2 separate regions of the Mus musculus genome follow, and region 1 is linked to region 2. A link is a loop called in an ENCODE intact Hi-C map of the cell type or tissue named here. Cell type or tissue: left cerebral cortex. All regions are shown on one strand.

What was found. A loop is a pair of places that touch in the nucleus more often than their neighbours do. Peaks named below come from ENCODE experiments on the same cell type or tissue, not always from the same donor. Only the 100,000 strongest peaks of a DNase experiment are listed, where the experiment ranks them.
Region 1: a loop joins it to region 2, with 2.3 times the contacts of the local background. A loop is called at or near these places in 19 of 42 quality-filtered maps.

Annotation. Positions count from the first base shown.
Region 1 is chr16:44,642,951-44,645,450 of GRCm38, reverse strand. No RefSeq gene overlaps it. Among named protein-coding and RNA genes, the nearest start is that of Gm46571, 15 kb to the right of the region's middle. In left cerebral cortex, a CTCF peak has its summit at 1,318 (motif pointing right); a DNase peak (open chromatin) is centred at 1,339.
Region 2 is chr16:44,492,659-44,495,158 of GRCm38, reverse strand. It overlaps Boc (biregional cell adhesion molecule-related/down-regulated by oncogenes (Cdon) binding protein), which reads left to right. Exons shown (of 19, transcript NM_172506.2): 9 at 2,187-2,346. Among named protein-coding and RNA genes, the nearest start is that of Gm30064, 36 kb to the left of the region's middle. In left cerebral cortex, no CTCF peak of the experiment used is centred here; a DNase peak (open chromatin) is centred at 1,080.

The DNA.
Region 1 (2,500 bases), 150 kb before region 2:
CAACAAAAACAATGGAAAGCACACATATACATGGAAGCGGAACAATGCTCTACTCAGTGATGACTTGGTCAAGGAAGAAATAAAGAAATTAAAGGCGTCTTAGAATTTAATGAAAATGAAGACACATCATACCAAAACTTATGGGACACTGAAAGCAGTGGTAGGAGGAAAACTCACAGCTCTAAGTGCCTCCAAAAAGAAACTGAAGAGAGCTTACACTACCAGTGTGACAGCACACCTGAAAGCTCTAGAACAAAAAGAAGCAAATGCACCCAAGAGGAGTAGACGGCAAGAAATAATCAAACCAAATAGAAACAAAAAGAACCATACAAAGATTCAACAAAACCAGGAGCTGGTTCTTTGAGAAAATCAACAAGATAGATAAACCCTTAGCCAGACTAACTAGCGGGCACAGAGACAGTATCCAAATTAATAAATCAGAAATGAAGAGGGAGACATAACAATGAAATATATCTTAAAATAACTATTCTGTTTGTTGAATATCAACAGTTGAAATATTAAAATCATGTTCTACAAAAGAAAAACAAAGAAACAACTACAAATATCAAAGTGCTTCGATTAAAGAAAGAGCTATTACATTTCAGAATTTAGCACACAAAAAGGAACCTGGGGTTGGAGACCACTGGCTTCTTTCCCAAAGGACCTGTGCTTGGTTCTCAGAACCCTCAAGGCAGCCCACAACTGTGTGTAACTCCAGGTCTGACACCCTCACACAGACATACTTATACATGCAGGCAAAATGCCAATGCACATGAAATAAAAATAAATAAACTATTAAACATTTTTAAAGTAAATTCCTATTTTAAAAAAGATTATAAAGACATTACTGCACACTTGTTAATTTGCAAATTCGTTATCAATGGGAAAATTCCTAGAAAAACAGAACTTAGCAATACTGCAACAAAAATAAATTTAAAAAAATGTTTGACTTGAAAAAAAAATCAACACTCAAAATTGTTCAGTGTTTTTAAAAACTAGTTTTTTGCTACACTGGGGGTGGGGGATAATCCATATTTAAATGAGCTCCAGGAGATAACCTGTTAACCAGGAGACTGTTCAGAGAACCCTGTGGGGTCTACACAGCAAGCTGCAGCTTTTACTTCTATGCTAGGGACTCACTAAGGGACAGGGTCTGGCCCCTCAGAGTTTCCCCTCCTGACTAGTCGCCCCATGTGGAAACTAAGCAGACGCAGCCACATAGGCGAAGCCTCTTTGGCAGCTCATTTCTCTTCTTATTGAAGCTTTGTTTCCTTAGAGGCAAGAAAACTATTAGCTGAATTCATGCAGACATGGATAAGTGTACCAGTAGGTGGCAATAGAGGTAATTAGGTCTCCCAAAACATCAAACTTGGATTAGTTCCTAAGGCAGATTGTAGAGATGGCAGCCTACAAAACTCAGTCAAGTCTCAACGTAAACTTAACTTTGTTCTATTCTTGTTCTGTGGATAGAGGTTTTTAAAACCAGGATGCTATAGACAGAAACAAATGCCCCATCCCCACTCCCACTCCCTCTCCCCCAGTTCTACAGTCGAGTTCTGTATGCACAGAACTCCCTTATGCTGAGAAAGGTTCTCACTAAGGTTACCCAGGACAGCCTTGACTTTATAAAGTAGTTGAAGCTGGCCTTGAACTTGTGATCCTCCTGCCTTAGTGTCCCATGCAGCAAGGAAACAGGCCTGAATCACCAAGGACCAGCTACACTTTTTTTTTTTTTTTTAAAGAAACTAAGCTGCCTATTGTGTTTTGTTCTCTAAAATTGGAAGCTCTTTAAGTTTGCCATTTTGGGTTGAAAAAAATTGTAAGCATAGTCCTATACCACACATAGTTCTATGTATTATATGTATATGTGCAGGAAAATTATGTATAGTTCCACAAATTAGGCGTGTGGTGAAAGGAAGGCCAGCTAGGTGAAATAAACTATGCTTATAATATAAGCTCTTGGCATTGCTTAATGAGTGGAACTCAACCTCTCATTTTAGCAAAGATAGAGCAATCTGAACACTCCTGTGTTGAAGGAAAACTGTTTCTAAAGGAATACACCAAACCTTTGTTAATTCCTTCCATTGACAAGAAAACCCATAGATTGCAAAGAAAAATATTCAAAGTTTTAATTTTCACAGAATAATTTGGAAGCCTGGGGTAACAGGACAATTTGACCTGAAGCTCATATGCCAAGAAAATCAGTTTCCAAAGCCATGATATGAAAAACTCCTCACTCTGCAACCTACAGATTGCCCACACTTCTTTCTATTCGTCAGCTATCTGTGGGGCTAAACCAGAAAGTGTTTACTGTATTAAATCTAATGAATGTGTATACTTATTTAAGGATGAAGTTAGATAATTGAAAAAGTAGTTCATACCTGATTTTTAGAATTATATAAATGATTCAGTCTTTCATATCATGAAATAACAACCACGAGTAGTTTTTGGTTTTTAAATTAGGTATATAAACTTCTGTTCAGTATTGAGAGATTTTGGG
Region 2 (2,500 bases):
AACACCACTGGCCTCGAATAGTCTGGCCTTCTCTGTGTCTTCCCCTTCCAGAAGACCCGGGTACTAAAGAAGTTCCCGGAGACCTCAGGTGGTCAGAAAAGTACCGGAGGCAGAGCAACACCCTGTACCCTCATGTAGTTTCCCATATAGGCACAGGAGAGACCACAGTTCCCTCCCCCACACCACCTCCAGGACCAGCTAAAGGTGTAAATGGCTTTCTGAAAAGTAACAGCCTTGTTTAGCCTGTGTTCCAGGGCAGGGCTGGTCCCAATCCTTATTTTACTGTGTAACTAGACACCTCCCTGTGAGTTGTAGACAAAGATTAGGGAAGCCAAGTACCCAAGAGACAGAAACCAGTGTGATAGTAAGAATAATATTTTTCAGGCCAATAGGTGGCCCTGAAACTACCTCCCACTACAGGCAAGGAGGCAAAGACCGCACTGGGGTAATCCGGAAATGCCAAACTGATGCCTGCGTTCACCCTCCCAGTGTGTGTGACAGTGACTAATTACCCTTGCATTTCTTATTTTCATTTCTGGGTCCCAGTGGAAGTCTGAGGCCGGTGCTGGGAGGGCAGAGGGAGGAGGAGGTACAGGAAAATGACAGTCGGGACAGGGGCCCTGCTGAGTCTGGCTTCCATTAGGCATTGCCCTGTGGAACAGTTGGAGCTTTTAAGTGAATGTTGCCAAGACAGAAAGTATGTCTTGAAAGCTGTTCTTGCTCACGGAACTAACATAGCTTAATGGTCGTCACCCAAGAAAGAAGGTCGGAATCAGAAGTCAGCATTGGGTTGTGGGTTTGGGTTTTTTGGGGGGTTGTTTTGTTTTGTTTTTGTTTTGTTTTGTTTGTTTTTTGTTTTTGTGGGTTTTTTTGTTTTGTTTTGTTTTTTTCTATTCTCTGTCTTTTGCAGGGCATTGGGAATTAGTCAGGCTGATTTTCACGTGCACAGAGCAAGTTTCATCTCATCCACTGTAGACCTAGGCTACTGTGTTTGGGTTTCCAGCATCACTGGGGACTCTCAGCTTGTGAAAACCTTTCCCCTTGGAACAAATCCTGGAAGCCCGACATTAATGAGCTCAGACCATCCCCTGGCCTTGAATGGGACGTTTTGTTCTACTTGCGAATACTTTGCTCAGGGATAAGAGCTTTCCCCAGCAGCTGGTCGCTTTCTTAATCAAACCTCAGCTCTCTATTCTGGCAGGCTTTCTGAGATGCACAGAGCTGGCCACAAAGTCCTTCTTAAAAGATGGTGGGTGGGAGGAAATAATCTCTCACCATTGCCTTTCGGTGCCCGGAGTTCTCCCATAAATATTTTTTTAAAGAGCTAACCATTAAAAGTTCATTTATAATCCTTCACGGACACCCTGTTTTTTAAGCTTCAAGAACAGGGACAGGGAGCAGAAACCGGAGAAGAATTTTAAAGTGAGAAATCTCACAGGGTGAAGGGTGCCAAGAGCGTCAGGAGACAGGCCAGGCATTCATTTGTTGGGAACCTCACCTGTGCCAAGTCATCTCATTTGACTCCAGAGTAACTCAAGACATTGTATTTGCCCATCTTAGGGATGAATGGCTCAGGGCTCACCAGTGTGGGAGTTTGTTTGGGGTTATACAGTCAGAACTTGAATTTGGGGTTTTCCACTCCCAGAATCCTCTGTCTAGAACAGGTAACTTCTGAGCATGCTCTTTGGACACAAGTGCTCACTAGCTTTGCAACCATGGATGAATTCCTCAGCTCTCCGGGCTGAGGCTCTTTGCTGTGGACACTGACTGCTGAGACTTAGGGACAGGCAGTGCACTGAGAATGAGCACACTAGGACCATCTTTCCATTGCTTCCACTTTTGTTATCATTCCTGCCACCATCTCTCCTTAGAATATGGACTGAAGGGCTCGGGTTTGGCTTCATATGCAAGCAGAGAGAACATAGATGAGGAGGTTGCAGGAGATGGGAGAGTGGCCTTTGGGGGACTGACAGTTCAGTCTAGCTTTGTAGCTATCCTTGCAAACTTTCCTTAATAGGATCATTACCTTAGAGAGTAGGAGAACCAGTCTGAGCTCTGCAGTCCCACCAGCCTTTAACCTAGCCCACGGTCCTCTTTCTCTCTTCCTGCCATCTTGGGCTCAGGCCGAAAACCTCCTGGACACCACAGCAGAAGCAGGTCCTTACCCCAGTCACCCTCTTCAGCAGGTCACGAACTCCTCTGACGACTGGACCATTTCTGGCATTCCAGCCAACCAGCACCGCCTCACCCTGACCAGGCTTGACCCTGGAAGCTTGTACGAAGTGGAGATGGCAGCCTACAACTGTGCTGGCGAGGGCCAGACAGCTATGGTCACCTTCCGAACAGGTAAGTCAAATATTTTTGCTTAGCTCAGAGTTCCAAAGGCCCGAGCAAGTTATAGTGAGGCCAGATGCAAAGTCCTGTTCACTTTGTTCACCTCTGTCCTTCTCCAGTGGCTGCCTCTGTGGACTTATGTGCCTGGACTAAAGCACTACCTTTC